Regions from separate parts of the Homo sapiens genome. Here region 2 is linked to region 1. The links are chromatin loops, found by intact Hi-C in ENCODE. Cell type or tissue: pancreas. All regions are shown on one strand.

Region 1 (8,000 bases):
GTTCTCATTGGCCTGCAGTCAATGGAGGGCAGGAAGGGGAACAGAACTGTCACATCCAGAACCCCAAAGGACACAGTCTCTCACATGTGGACCATAACAGTGGTATCAATATTCACCAACATTCATGGAGGGCTCACCACCCTGGCCCTGCGCTCCACCCTGCACAATAATATACTCACAAACACACGACTCACTTACCAAAGCCAGGCACTAGGTGCTGTGCACTTTGCAGACAGGAATGCTGTTAATCCTCCAATGACCCCAGATGGAGACACTGCTCTCATACCCATTTTACACATAGCAGACGGAGGCCTAGAGAGGCTAAACCACATAGAAGAAAATCTAGCAGTTGAGAACATGAATCCTGCTAGACTGCCTGACTTTGGGCAAGTTATATCACCTCTCTGTGCCTCAGTTTCTGCTGTAAAATGTGGCTAAGAACAGAAAGTAACTCCAGGAGTGGTAGAGGATGATCAGTATCAATACCGGCAACGTGCTCAGAATAGGGCCTGTGGCATGACCAGAAACTGCTCATTCAGTCCTCACATCAGCCTGCGTATCCCACTTCACAGGTGTGAAAACCGAGGCTTGGAGGGGCATGCTGCCCTCAGTAGCACAGTGGTTGGGAGGAGCTATGAATCGCTGCCAAGAGGTCGAGCCCTAGCACCCACACACCTAACCATTAGGCGTGGTTGCCTGGGGTTTCCAAACTGCCTCTGGCCACGCAACCTTTTCTTCAGGAGACATCTTATGTGGATGCCAATGCAGATGTTCAAAGAGGAGGTTTCTGCTGGGGGTGCCCCATATGCCCCTAGCACCCCAGAGGCCACTCCCTCACTATGGTGCCTGCCCGGTCACTGCCATCAGTGGTGAAGTCTCTGCCTCCCTTCTCTCAAGGCATGTGGCTGCTCAGCTCCCTGGAAGTCTGAAGACAGTGTGCCCCAGTCCCCTCTTCCTTAGGCTCACAGCCCCTGTTCCTTCATGACCTTCCTCACCCTCTCAGCCACCTGCCCCTGAATATGGTACAATTTGTCCTTGTTCCTGTGCCAATTCCATTCCGTCTTCTTGGCCTGACAAACTCCTGCTCATAATTCACACCCAATGCATATACCCTCTTCTCTGCACTGGCCTCCCTGAGACCATGTTAAAGCCTCAGCTGCAGCATTTCTCACCTCAGCTGCAATATTATATTTTCAGCGTTCTATCTCCCACCAGCCTGCAACCCCTTAAGGTTAGGGGCTATGATGTTTCGCCTTTGGACCCCTAGTGCCCAGCTTGATACCCAGCAGGAACACACACAATTCAATGCAGAACTGGATTTTTAAAAGGAATAAAAGAGGAACAGCCAGCTCTCTAGTACCTGGCATAGATAGACGCTCAATACAGGTTTCATCTGTTCATTCCACAACTATTTGCTGTGTCAGGCACTGTTTTAAGTGCCAGTGATACAGTGAGAAAAACAAAGACATGGCCCCTGCTCTCATGAACCTTAAAATCAAGGAGGGAAGAGAGACATTCACTGAAATCACAGGAATAAATATAAAACTTCAGTGTGGCACATGCTACACAGAGGAGGTTCATATTTGTGGAACAGTAGATTACTGGGCACAGTTAGTGGGCTCAGGAGGTCTCCTGGAGAAAGGGACTTTTGAGCTAACATTTAAAGAACAAACAAGCACAAACAAAGGGAAAGGTAGAGGCCAAGAATAGCAAGTGCAAAGGCCCTGAGGTAGGACAGGCCTCAGCATGACCAAGGAATAGCAAGAAGACAGCAGAGTGACCAAGAGGGAAAGGAGGAGATGAGGCAGATAGGTCAGCTGGAGCCAGGCCTGCAGGGTGCTGGAGGATTGAAGCAGCAGCAGGAAGCCCTCAAAGACTCCATCAAAGGATGACAGGTTCTAATTTGCATTTTAAAAAGATCCATGTGGCTGCTGCCTGGAGAGTGAGTGGGGCAGGGCAAAGCAAAATGAGTTTGGAGGGGGAGATGGGGTCATGTGTGGGGCCCCCAGGAGAGCTGCTCAGGGAGCACACACAGGGGTGCGCAGGTCAGTGGCGGGGGCAGGGTAAAGTCTCAGCTGAGCCTGTGCCCGTTGCAGAGCTGTACCTGTCCAGAAGAGCGCCTTTCACTCATCTCCTCTAATTCCCAAAAAGGCTCTGCAGGGCCCTGGCCTTGTAAACCACATTAAGTAGCCTGCATGTGATTCTCCAAACATCAAGAGTACCTCCCCACCCTGTCCTGAGCCAGCCTGGGGTGCTGAGGCCCAGCGCACAGACCAGTCCTCAGCTACCTCCCCAACTCCAGGCTGCTCACGACTCCTAAGACAGCCCTGACCAAGGCTGGGAACTACTTGGGCTGTGTGGGGACAAAAGCGGTAGGGGCCAGAGACATTTCAGGCCTTGTCCATCGCCTGCTGAGGCCTGGGATGCCACACTGGACCGCGGGTGCTGAGGGATCCCATTTCAAAGTCCCGACCCTGAGCTGACTGCCAGGTGCTGGAGGCTCAGTCAGCTGCCCAGCCATCCAGGAAGGGAGGAAGCCAAGTCACTGATGGCCTATCCATTGGCAATGAAATGAACCAGGCAAGAAGGGAATAGAGGGCCTCAGCACCGAGAGGCTGGCCTCACTGCAGGCCTCACCCCACAGCAGTGGAAATCCCTCTTGCTCCTCACCACTGAGTACCCACTCCGGAGACACCAAGTCTTCCAATGGGGTCCCCCAGGCAGAGGGAGGAGGAGCCCTGATTCGGGAACGCAGAGGTGGAGGCCAAGCACAGACCTCACCATTACCTGGGGGACCTTGGGAATCCTACATCTCCTCTCTGAGCCTCAGGCTCCCTGTCAGCACATTTGCTCCTGTGGCTGGGTTAGAAACAACAAGCTTGACTGTCAGATCTTGGCTCTATGACTTACCACAGGTTGAGCATCTCTAATCTGAAAATCCAAAATGCTCCAAAATCCAAAACTTTTTGAGCACCAATGTGACCTCTAAAGGTCATGCTCAAAGGAAATGCTTATTGCAGCATTCTGGATTTCAGATTTTCAGACTAGGGATGCTCAACTGGTAAGTAGAATGCAAGCATTCCAAAATCTGAGACACTTACGGTCCCCAGCATTTCAGACAAGGGACACTCAACCTGTAGCTATGTCATTCGGGACAAGCCATTTAACTTTTTGAACCTCAGGTCCTTATCTGAAAATAAAGTGCCTACTTCACAGGATAGCTGTGAGAATTAGCCATGAAATGCCTGCAAAGCACCGAGCTCAGTGACTGGGACACAGTAAGTGCTCAATGAAAGAGGTCAGGTACTCCTTGCCAGACCCCTGCCAGGGTGTGTTTAGCCCCAGGTCACCTGGAATTTCAAGGTTGAGGCACGACAGTGCCAGGAAGTAGGGATCCAGATGAGGATGACCCTATTCCCACCACCCTCCAGGATCTCACAGGGGCACACATTGGTCAGGGCCACAAGACGGACACAGTGCTACCACTGCTGTTTACTGAACCTGGAGATGACAAAGCACGATAGCTACCATCTATTGAGTGGCTCCGGTACCAGGCAATGGGCTCAGTGCTCCCCACCCACTGTCTTGTTTTCAACACAGACCAGTGAGGCAGCAGCTGTAATTAGCCCCACTTTGCAGATGAGTTGAGCATTTTACCCAAGTCACTCTGTTTCTAAATGACAGAGAGATTTGAACCTGTCTGGACTTTTAAGTCCCTGCTCTCACACTGCCCTGGGAATCCAGCATCAGTGGGAACTGGAAAATGAGTTTTCAGATCCCTGGAGCCCACAGACAATCCCCACTTGGCAAGCCCAGCACACAGCGGGGAAGTTGGTCTTGCAGAAAGAGTGGAAAGATGTGCCTTGACCACCAGAGGGCATGCATTTGAGCAGAAAATCACAGGCCTCTGCTCAAAACCAAGGATAGTCTTGTCCTAGGCAACAGGGTAGGAAGAGCACCAAGTCCTGGAATTACCACTGGCCCCACGATGAGACTCTGAACATGCCCGCACCCCTCCCTAGGCCTCCTGTTTACCTTCTGCAGAGCAAGGAATTGGGGCCAGACAGCGCCCAAGCTCCATTGTACCAATTACGCCCAATGGCCACAGCCCACCGCCTGGTCCCCAAAGACTGTGGGAGCTCTGTGCACTGGGTGTGGCCTCTGATGTCACTTCTCCTGAATAAGTGGTATGTGAGGCTCCTGGACTCATCACATCGTGGTTAAGACTAAGGCCTCTGGGGCCGGACTGCTTGAGTTCAAATCCCAGACCTATACTCATCAGAGGCGTAGGCTTGGACACATTGCTTATCCTCCTTTGCCTCAGTTTCCTCCTATCTTAAATCAGGCTGCTAGCCACCTGCCTTCGTGTGAAGTGCGTGAATCTGCACAACGCATGTAGACGGTGCATGGCACTGAGTGAGCACTCAATAAACGTCAGCCTCTTGACGCTTTTCAGGCCTGGGACTCTGAATAGAACTTAACGAAGTTCATGGCAGGAAAGGGTACAGAGTCCAAGAGAAAAGAGACAACCAGACAATGGAGATAATCTGACTTGATGTCATTGTAAAGCCATAAACCAGGCCAGCGTTCCCCTGAGGGTGCTCTGTAAAAGAAAGGGTTTTGTGATCAAGCCAGTTGAGAACAAATCTCACTGGTTGCTCTACTGCAGGACTTCTAAGGGCCTTCAAATTCTTGGCTCACAATACCTTTCAGTGGCAGAGCTTCCTGCTGTATTAGGGTGTGAAAGAACACGCCATGAGAAGCCCTCCAGGAGACAGGGCCCAGTGCGCAAGTGCACCAGGAAGGCCTGGCACAAACGGGCACCCAGCAGCGGACACAGGCCACTTCTGACCCATCTCCCGCTCCTCCTCTCCTGGCTCACACCAAGCAAGAGGCTGCTTTAGGACTCGTGCACTTAACGTCCCTTCTTCCTGGAAGACTCTTTGCACAGAAAGCCACATGGCTCCTCCCCTCATTTATTTCAGGTCACTTTATCAAAGACGACTTTCCTAAAATAATGTCAAGCTCCCACCCCCACTACCCTCTGTGTCCTTTCCCTGCTTTGTTTCTTTTTGTACTGATCACACCTGCCCCATCCTGTGTTTATTTGCTCACTGCCTGTCACCCACCCACTCCCAAAGCACTGAAATGCCAGCTCCATGACAGCAGGGACTTTGTCCACTTCGATCACCGCTAGCACAGGACCACAAACACTGTGAGTGCTCAGTAAATATTTGTTGAATGAAGGAACAAATTCCCTGCCACCTCCAAAGCATCCAACTAAGAGTCCCAGCTAGTGTCTGCTTTCATCTTGCAGGTCAGACTTCTCTGACCACAGCCTCTGGATCCCCCGCCCACCATTCCCAACCTCCCCCCGCCAAGGACAGATTCTCTGGGACACCCTTCCTGCAAGGACCCCAATCCCGGCGGTCATTCTGGAAGCCCCATAAAGCCCAGAGCAGCTCCCCATCTGCCAGTGGGATTTCATTCTCCTCTTTCTCCTCATGCAAAATGGCTCTGGGTCAGGAGGTATATTAACGCCATACTCCACCACCACCAAGAGGGAAGAGCATGGGATAGAGAGCCCAAACTGTCTATGTCTAGGTTCAAATCTCGGCTTCTCCACTTACAGGCTGCAAAACCTCACATAAGTAACTTAACACCCGGAGCCTTGGTTTGCTCATCTGAAAAATGGGTGCACACGCCCTCCCTAGGGGAGATTGCCTTGACAGATTTTGGGGCACCTAGCAGAGCATGCTCCTCTGACTTCACACTTACTCTGTGGCCTCCTTTAGGCAAGCACCTGCTGTGTGCTGGACCCCACGCACAGCAGGCGATCCCCCTGGCACGCTCCCCTAATACTTACAAAGCACTTGCCAGGCAGTGGGCACCGCATGCTCCCAGTGCTTTACATATACTCACTCATTTAACCCTCCCAACAACCCCAGGAGGCGGGTGCTACCATTACACCTATTTCACAAATGAGAATTCAGGCACTGAGCTGCAGAGGGGGCTCTGAACTGCTCGGGGACCCTGCTTCTTGTGTACCTTGAAGAAGCCAATGATGCCCACGCCGTAGGCCACACAGTACTTGTCCAGCAGCTCCCGGTTCCAGGCGTCCAGGTTGACATACTTGAGGATGTTCTCATAGATGATGAGGGCGAAGCGGCCACGGCCCTTGTCAGTGAGCGTGGGCATGTCACCCTTGCCCGGCGCAATCTCTGTGCGGTATTTGAAGCGGCTGGACTCCAGGATGGCCACCACCTCCTGGCCCAGTTGCGAGTAGAGGCTCTCCACAAAGACCAGCACCAACGGGTCTGTGCGGGAAGGGGTGGCTGCCTGCACAGGCTTGAGTGGCAGCAGGCGACTGGGGGCCACAGGCGGCGGGTCCCCGCAGTCAGGCTCGGGGGCATCCGCCGAGGGCTCCAGGCCTCGCTTCCAGCCATATAGGTAGTAGGCCGAGATGAAAACGCTGAACAGGCAGAAGATGAACAGCAGGAAAAGGACAGCCTGCGGGGACACGTGCCGACACAGCCTCCGGAGGCATGCCAGGGCAGGCATCCTGGCCTCCGAGACCTTGGCCACCGGAGGCCCGGCCTGCCCTGGCTACCCCAAGGCCCCACACAGGAGGAGACACGAGAATCGTCCACTGACCAACAAATTCACAGAGACTTAGGAAGCGACGCCCTTGTGGGGCACTGGGAGTGGAGGATCTGGGCCCCCAGTCCTTCCTCCCAGCCAGGGGCGCAGTCCACAGGCTGGTCACGCTCCTTCCTTCCTCCGCGCCCCTTTATGTCACCATGGCAAACCCCCGCGTGGTCCTGTGCAGAGCAGAAGTGCCCCAGGGCGTCAGGGCCTTCTGGGGGTGCAGGGCAGCAGGCCAGAGGACACTGGACAGGCCCGGGGGTGCTGCATGCCGCTCACTCCGTGGGGCCCACGGGGCTAAGGCTGTGGAGAGTGGAGAGAACAGGAGCGTCAGAGTGCGGGCTTCAGGGTTCAGCTAACTGTGGACACACAGGAGCTGACCTAGGAATGCCCAAATGCAAGTACGGCTGCCGAACCAAGGTTGCATGATTTGGAGCAAGCTCTTTAATATCTCTGAGCCCCAGTTTCCCTACTTGTAAAATGGGGCAGACAATAAATAATATGAACCCATCTCATAAGGGGTTGGAGGATTAAGTCCAACAACGTTTGTAAACGACTTAAAGCAGTACCTAGCATATGGTATCTACAAATTGGAGTTGCTATTTTTGATCATTATCAGAGTCCAAGACTAGGCCAAGAAAAATCCAGGAGCAGGACGGATGGGGAGAGATGATAAACATTTGCACAGCCTGGGAACTAGAGGTAGAATTCTAAATCACGACTGAATACCACATCCTCACCATATTCCATTCCCTTCCTAACCCGTTGCTCTCTTTGAATGAGCCCAGCAGCCCCATATGATAGATGAAAAGACTGAGTCTCCATCAGTCTTTTCATTCTGAAGACTCAGAATGAAGCCAAGCCAGGATTCATTAGCAGGCTGCAGGGCATGTGTGCCTTAGCTGTGTGAGAAGGCCTCAGGTGACCATTACACCTTTAAAGCATCAGTGAGCTAATCTGTAACACCAGCACCCCTGTAGCTCATGGCTGTAGCTGAGCGTTAAGTAAATATGTCTGAGGAGCTTGGCACAAGAAACATGGCAGCTGTCATATTTGCCCATAATGCAACCAGGTATCTCTCATCCTCGGGGTACGTACCCACAGGTGCACACAGCAGCCCAGGACAACAGATGACCAAATAGCCTTCCTGAGGATCGCCATACTGCCACCACAGGATGCAGAGGGGAGGCCTCCCCCGCCCTGGACCTTCTGTCCACCCAGGCAGCCATAACTCTGGGTTCCAGCCTCCCCCTCAGCCTGAACCCCCCGCACCGCCTGCACCCAGGCCACGCCTCCTATACTCATCTCACTGGAAAGAGTTAACGAAGACGTACATACACGACACAAAGGCCCCA
Region 2 (8,000 bases), 49 kb after region 1:
AATACAAAAATTAGCCAGGCATGGTGACGCACGTATGTAATCCCAGCTACTCGGGAGGCTGAGGCAAGAGAATCGCTTGAACCTGGGAGGCAGAGGTTGCGGTGAGCCGAGATTGCGCCACTGCACTCCAGCCTGGGTGACAGAGCAAGACTCCATCCGTTTCAAAAAAAAAAAAAAAAGTCCAGGCGCGGTGGCTCACGCCTGTAATCCCAGCTCTTTGGGAGGCCGAGGCGGGTGAATCACGAGGTCAGGAGTTCGAGACCAGCCTGGCCAACATGGTGAAACCCCATCTCTATTAAAAATACAAAAAAAAAAATTAGCCGGGCATGGTGGCGGGTGCCTGTAATCCCAGCTACTTGGGAGGCTGACGCAGGAGAATCGCTTGAACCTGGGAGGCGGAGGTTGCAGTGAGCTGAATTCACGCCACTGCACTCCAGCCTGGGCAACAAGAGCGAAACTCTGTCTCAAAAAAAAAAAAAAAAATTGTAGATACAGGGTCTCCCTATGTTGCCCAGGCTGGTCTTGAGCTCCCCAGCTCAAGTGATCCTCCCACCTTGGCCTCCCAAAGTGCTGAGATTATAGGCGTGAGCCACCACACCCGGCCAGTGCTGTCTTTAGAGCAGGAAGAGTAAGTCCTGTCCCAAGGGCATCCAGGCCACCACCTTTTTCTCTGCCTGGAAACCTATTTAGCCTTCAAGGTCCCACTTAAGTAGCGCTTGGTCCAGGAAACCTTCTTGCTCCTGCTAGAGGTCTGTATGGGCCCCAGTCACAGCTCTAGTGATTTTCTGGGAATATAGCAGGATTTGTCAAGGACAATCCAAATTTCATGTCATTTGCTTCTTTAAAAAAAAGAAAAGGTGATTCAATGAATGTGTAACTACATGTGATTTCATGTTTGGACTTCAGTGGAGGCAGAAAATAGCCTCTGTCAGACCACGTGACCTGATTTGTGGTTTGGAGAACATGGTCACCATAATTACAGCATTGACCACATGCTGTAACAGTTTCCTCTCTCTTTCCCTCCGCCCCCCACTGCGCCCTCCCTCCCCCAACACACACACACACACACACACACACACACACACACACACACACTGAACTTTTCAAGTGCTAGGACTGTTTTCCTCCTGGCAGACCTTGATATCTGTTAAACAAACAGCAGAGAAAATCTGTAAAATGGGAAGGCTATCCCTGCTTCAGCCATACAATGGATATAAAATGTAGAAACCGAAGACTGATATAGGGGATGTGGGTAATTCACAGCAATTAATTACTGACTCTGATGCATGCCACCTGCTTTCTTGTATCTGTTACTTCAGCAGCCCAGAGAGGTACAGCAACTTCCCCCAGGTCACACAGACAGGGGTGGCAGAAGACGTTTGGAATCCGGGTCCATCCAACTAAAAGATGCAATTATTGTCACCACTCACACTACCTCCCAGTACCTAGGGGCCATAAGCCCCCAAATTCACCAAGACCACCTGGGCTCTGTGCCTCCTTCCCTCACTTCCACGGGATTCCCTCGTGCCCTTTCCTTCTACACACCACTTTCATCAGTGCCACTGCTGTTTGAAGAGCACTTCCAGTGGGTTCCCAAAGAAGTCCTGTCTTGGGGTCCAGGTTTCCTGTTTCAGGCAGAGCCTAAAGATGCATGTTGTGCCTTCCCAGACCTTCATCCCTCACTCCTGTGTGCTGCTAGCACAATCCATTTCACATGTAGTACTTTCCTCCTGGTTTTGGTTTTGTTTTGTTTTGTTTTTTGTGACGGAGTTTCGCTCGTGTTGCCCAGGCTGGAGTGTAGTGGCGCGATCTCAGCTCACTGCAACCTCTGTCTCCCAGGTTCAAGCAATTATCCTGCCTCAGCCTCCTGAGTAGCTGGGATTATAGGCACCCACCACCACGCCCAACTAATTTTGTTTGTTTGTTTGTTTTTTGTTGTTTGTTTGGTAGAGATGGGGGTTTCACCATGTTGGCCAGGCTGGTCTCAAACTCCTGACCTCAGGTGATCTGCCACCCTTGACCTCCCAAAGTGCTGGGATTACAGGCGTGAGCCACAGCACCTGGCCAGAAAGTACTTTCTAAAAACCAGGAAGAAGCCAGGCAAGGTGGCTCACGCCTGTAATCCCAGCACTTTGGGAGGCCGAGGCAGGTGGATCATGAGGTCAGGAGTTCAAGATCAGCCTGACCAATATGGGGAAACCCCGTCTCTACTAAAAATACAAAAATTAACTGGGCATGGTGGCATGCGCCTGTAGTCCCAGCTACTTGGGAGGCTGAGGCAGGAGAATTGCTTGAACCCGGAAGGCGGAGGTTGCAGTGAGCCAAGATTGCGCCACTGCACTCCAGCCTGGGCGACAGAGTGAGACCCCATCTCAAAAAAAAAAAAAAAAGAAAGAAAGAAAGAGAGAGAGAGGAAGGAAGGAAGGAGGAAGGAAGGAAGGAAGGGAGGGAGGGAGGGAGGGAGGGAGGGAAGGAGACCATCCTGGCTAACCTCATGAAACCCTGTCTCTACTAAAAATACAAAAAATTAGCTGGGCGTGGTGGCGGGTGCCTGTAGTCCCAGCTGCTGGGGAGGCTGAGACAGGAGAATGGCGTGAGCCCAGGAGGCAGAGCTTGCAGTGAGCTGAGATCACGTCACTGCACTCCAGCCTGGGCAACAGAGCGAGACTCCGTCCCCCCACCGCCCCCCCGCCAAAAAAAAAAAAACAGAAAGAAAGAAAGAACAAATGAACTTTCTCATTCTGTACACCAATTCCTTGGTGCCCCACAGCAGCCCTGAGAGGTAGACACAGCGGAGATTTTTTTCACCCGCATTGTACAGAAGAGAAAATGAAGCTTTGCCCAACCTGCAGGAGATCCCCTCACCTTGCAAAAGAGCCAAGCTGTGGGATCTTCAGTCCCTGGACCATTTAGCTTGACTAAGAGAACAGGAATGGAGGCCAAAAGATCTACAAAATGCTCACACAGAGAAGATGACAGCTTCTACAAATAAATGTCAATCAGTTCATTTCCCCTTTTACTGTGTTCATTGTAATGCACCAATTACAACCTGACAAAAGTAAAACACTGCCAAGCACAAGTGGTCTTTAGATGACCCTTATCATCTAGAGGCTCAAAGTCCCTTGAGGATAAGGCCTGGTCCAGGGCCCAGGGCTGAGTCCAGGCCTGGCGAGCAGAGTGCTAGGCTCAGGTGCCGTCAGGGCGGTAGGTGTGAAGGGCCGTCCAGGGATTGTTCCTTCCCATCCTCTCAGCTGCTGGTCAGAGGGGCTCTGCCCTGGACTTGCCCTCACCACAGGCCATTTCTCATCCACTCCTCCACCATCTGACCTCCTCATTCTGCGATTCTGATTCTCTTCATTTTAGAACTAACACTTTTGACATCATTCAAACCAAAACATTAGATTAACCCCCAGAAGAGGGGAGAGGTTCAAACGGACACTGAAAGGTTAAGTGGCTGACTCAGGATCCCAGTGTCTGCACAGCAGAATCCAAAAATGCTCCCAATGAGTGAAGCAGGAAGGGGTGGTTGAAGTTGCCTGGCCTGGAGGTTGTCTGCAGTTCTCCATGCCCATCACTCCATACACACACACAAGACCACTTTGTTTCTCTGTGTTATTCTCCTGTCCCTGAACACATCCAATTCTCCTTATAGAAATGAAGAAACTGCCGGGCACGGTGGCTCAAGCCTGTAATCCCAGGACTTTGGGAGGCCGAGGCGGGCGGATCACAGGGTCAGGAGATCGAGACCATCCTGGCTAACATGGTGAAACCCCGTCTCTATTAAAAATACAAAAAATTAGCCTGGCGTGGTGGCGGGCACCTGTAGTCCCAGCTACTCAGGAGGCTGAGGCAGGAGAATGGCATGAACCCGGGAGGCGGAGCTTGCAGTGAGCCAAGATTGCGCCACTGCACTCCAGCCTGGGTGACAGAGCGAGACTCTGTCTGAAAAAAAGAAAGAAAGAAAGAAAGAAAGAAATGGAGAAACTGAGGCCCAGGGAGTCAGAGGGGCCTGCCTAGACCAGCGGTGGCCAGCAGGTGAGCTGGGACTAGACCTGGAAGAATGTCTATTAGCATTCCCCTCTGCCTATCCTGTGTATCTTGGAAGCCGGTAAGGACTCCCAGAGTTGAGCCCAGATGCCATTCCTAGGTGCTTATAGACATACCAGCAGGGGGTGAGGGAGCAGTGCTGACCTGTGGGAAGTCAGCTCTGGGACCGGTGTGGTGGCCAGCCCTTGTCTGGGGCTCTCTGCTCCAACAGGCATGGACATTCTTATCATTCCAAGGCCCTTTCTTCACTCCAACCTGTCTGGGCTGTGTCTGGGGTGAGATGGAGCTGGGGCTGCGGGTGGGAAGAGCGAGGGGAATGGCAGGGATAAGCCCCATAGCCCACAAAGCATGCGGTCACACTCACTTATGCTCAGACTCTGCATGCCCCATACAAATCCCACCTCCCTTCTTCTGCAACTCGCCCTCCATCCAGTGCTTGGGCTCTGACATCAGACTGTCTTGTGTTAGAATCAAGGGTCAGCCCTCAATTACTGTCATTTAACTTGGTTTCAATTGTTTATTTGCAGGAGGATAATAGTATTTACCTTATAAGGTTGTTGAGAGGATTAAATGAAATACTAGGAAATTGCTTAGCACTATGCCTGGCATAGTTTTTTGTTTGTTTGTTTGTTTGTTTGTTTTTGAGATGAGTTTCGTTCTTGTTGCCCAGGCTGGAGTGCAATGGCACAATCTCGGCTCATTGCAACCTCCGCCTCCCGGGTTCAAGCGATTCTCCTGCCTCAGCCTCCTGAGTAGCTGGGATTACAGGCGCATACCACCATGCCCGGCTAATTCTTTTTTGTATTTTTAGTAGAGACGGGGTTTTGGCATGTTGGCCAGGCTGGTCTGGAACTCCTGACCTCAGGTGATCCACCCACCTTGGCCTCCCAAAGTGTTGGGATTACAGGCGTGAGCCATCACATCCAGCCAAACTATAGTTGTTACTGTTACTTTTACCTAATGCTCCCCTATAGCTCACTGGGATATTCTCATTCTCTCTCTCTGTCTGTCTCTGTCTCTCTCTCTTTCTCTCTCTCTCTCTCTCTCTCTCTCTCACACACACACACACACACACACACACACACACACACACACACACCCAAGGCTAACCTCCAGGCTGCCCTCAGTCACTGACCTACGTGGCCATCCTGTCACCCTCTGACCCCTCTATCCAGGCAGGCTGGGACTGGGTCATGTGTCCAGCATTCCTTCTGCCAAGAATGCCTCCCCCCAACCTCATCACAGTCCCAGCACCCCTTTCCTTCAAGTCCCAGCTCTAGTTTTACTCCGCCAGGACCCCGCCTGACTGATTCCAGCCTTTCTGCTCTGTGTGGAGACCTCTGGGTGACTCACTGCCCCTCAGCACTGCCTTGGAATTCGTGACTCTGTCAATGAGAAAGCCTCTTCCTTCTTCCTCCTCAGTCTCTTAAAGTTGAAAAAAAAAAGCATTTTTCAGGCAGACCTGGGGCTCCTGAAATCGACCTGAGATTCCTGTGCCCCCCCTCACCCCAGCACCTGTAGTCACTCATCCCACCTCTCCCCAGGGCTGGGAACAGGCAGGACTGAGAGACCAGGATGTAGGGGCCAGTCACCCAGATGGAAAGAAAAGGTAATCTACCAATCGGGAGAGGCTGGCAGGACCCCTGCACTACTGGGGTCCCAGGAACAGCTTTGCTGAGGGATGGGGAAGCAGAGAGGCCTGCCAGGAGCTGAGAGTCCTGGTGTGGGTCCCTGAAGCCCACCTGCAGAGACTGGTGTCAAGGGAGGGCCTGTAGCCTGTAGGACAGTGGCTCGGGTAAGGGGAGAGGCAGGACCCAGCACTCTTGCCTTTGCTGGGAAGGAAGACTCAGGCTTGTCCTGTGAGCCCCCACAGGTGGTGTGGGAACCCACTGAGAGCATGGGAGAAGCTGAGGGAAGCAGGCACCACCCAGCATCGGGAAACTCTCCCTAACCATTCAAAACACCCAGTGGCCTTGTCAGGGGGGAGTTCTCTACCCAGCAAAGGAGAGGGGTAGGCAGAGGCTGGACCACCGCTGCTTACGGTGGGCTAGGAGGATCCCTGCCTTGGGTGGGCAAGGGACCAGGATTCTTCTCAAGTTCTTCCAGGCTGTGAGAGTTAGTGCTAAAATTCAGTCAGCGATGTCATGATCTAGAAATCTGGTTCTAAAATTCTGTCACATTAAAATTCTGAAATGCCACAATTTTTTCCTGATTCTGAGATTTTAAATATGATTCTAATTTTCTTTTTTCTTTTTTTTTTTTTTTGAGACAGAGTCTTGCTCTGTCGCCCAGGCTGGAGAGCAGTGGCGTGATCTCGGCTCACTCCGAGCTCTGCCTCCCGGGTTCACACCATTCTCCTGCCTCAGCCTCCCGAGTAGCTCGGACTACAGGCGCCCGCCACCACGCCCGGCTAATTTTTTGTATTTTTAGCAGAGACGGGGTTTCACCATGTTTGCCAGGATGGTCTCGATCTCCTGACCTTGTGATCCGCCTGCCTCGGCCTCCCAAAGTGCTGGGATTACAGGCTTGAGCCACCACACCTGGCCTAATTTTCTAAAACTGCTTAATTCGTTAGAAATGTTGGCTGGGCACAGTGGCTCACGCCTGTAATCCCAGCACTTTGGGAGGCCGAGGCGGGTGGATCACGAGGTCAGGAGTTCAAGACCAGCCTGGCCAACATGGCCAACATGGCAAAACCCTGTCTCTACTAAAAATATAAAAATTAGCCGAGTGTGGTGGTGGGCGCCTGTAATCCCAGCTACTTGGGAGGCTGAGGCAGGAGAATCACTTGAACCCTTGAGGTAGAGGTTGCAGTGAGCCAAGATCGTACCACTGCACTCCAGCCTGGGCGACAGAGCAAGACTCCGTCTCAAGAAAAAAAAAAAGAAATATAATGCAAGCCACATATGAACAGTCACATTTTCTAGTAACCACATTTTAAAAAGTAAAAAGAAACAAGTGAAATTAAATTTAGACATATATTTTGGCTGGGCAAGGTGGCCTACATCTGTAATCCCAGCACTTTGGGAAGCCGAGGTGAGAAGGTTGCTTGAGTCCAGGTGTTTGAGACCAACCTGGGCAACATAGCAAGACACTGTCTCTACAAAAAATTAATTAAAAAAAATTAGCCCAGCATGGTGTGAGCATTTGTAGTTCCAGTTATTCAGAGCCTGAGGCAGAAGGATCGCATGAGCCCAGGGGTTTGAGGCTGCAGTGAGCTGTGATTGTGTCATTGCATTTCAACCTGGGTGACAGATCAAAACCCTGTCTCTAAAAAAAATAAATACACAAAAAACAAGGGCTGGGTACCTTGGCCCATGCCTGTAATTTCAGCACTTTGGGAGGCCAAGGCAGAAGGATCACTTGAGCCCAGGAGTTTGAAACCAGTCTGGGCAACATAGTGAGGTTATATGTTGATATATAGCCTCATTATTTTAAATAATGACTCCTCTCATTATTTCAAAAAGTAAAGACCAGGTGTGGTGGCTCATGCCTGTAATTCCAGCACTTTGGGAGGCCGAGGCAGGTGGATCACCTGAGGTGATCTGAGGTGGCTGAGTCTGAGACCAGCCTGGTCAACATGATGAAACCCCATCTCTACTAAAAATACAAAAATTAGCCGGGCTTGGTAGCCCTCGCCTGTAATCCAAGCTACTCGGGAGGCTGAGGCAGGAGAATTGCTTGAAACCAGGAGGCGGGGATTGCAGTGAGCCGAGATCACGCCATTGCACTCCAGCCTGGGTGACAAGAGCGAAACTCTGTCTCAAAAATAAATAAAATAAAATAAAAGCCAGCCATGGTGGCTCACGCCTGTAACCCCAGCACTTTGGGAGGCCGAGGCAAGCAGATCACGAGGTCAGGAGTTCAAGACCAGCCTGGCCAACATGGTGAAACCCCGTCTCTACTAAAAATACAAAAAATTAGCCGGGCGTGGTGGCATGCGCCTATAGTCA

The links. Peaks named below come from ENCODE experiments on the same cell type or tissue, not always from the same donor. Only the 100,000 strongest peaks of a DNase experiment are listed, where the experiment ranks them.
Region 2: it touches region 1 in a loop (2.4-fold over the local background); 80 of 110 quality-filtered maps call a loop at or near these places.

The regions. Positions count from the first base shown.
Region 1 is chr5:150,519,816-150,527,815 of GRCh38, reverse strand. It overlaps NDST1 (N-deacetylase and N-sulfotransferase 1), which reads right to left. Exons shown (of 15, transcript NM_001543.5): 2 at 6,049-6,948; 3 at 1-12. The coding sequence starts at 6,561. Among named protein-coding and RNA genes, the nearest start is that of NDST1, 16 kb to the right of the region's middle. RefSeq lists enhancers at 1,539-2,279, 4,436-5,313. In pancreas, a CTCF peak has its summit at 3,864 (motif pointing right); DNase peaks (open chromatin) are centred at 6,158 and 6,879; H3K27ac peaks cover 2,194 bases.
Region 2 is chr5:150,470,530-150,478,529 of GRCh38, reverse strand. NDST1-AS1 (NDST1 antisense RNA 1) reads left to right here. Exons shown (of 3, transcript NR_105061.1): 3 at 2,771-3,014. Among named protein-coding and RNA genes, the nearest start is that of NDST1-AS1, 11 kb to the left of the region's middle. RefSeq lists a cis regulatory region at 1,625 and an enhancer at 1,541-1,710. In pancreas, no CTCF peak of the experiment used is centred here; no DNase peak of the experiment used is centred here.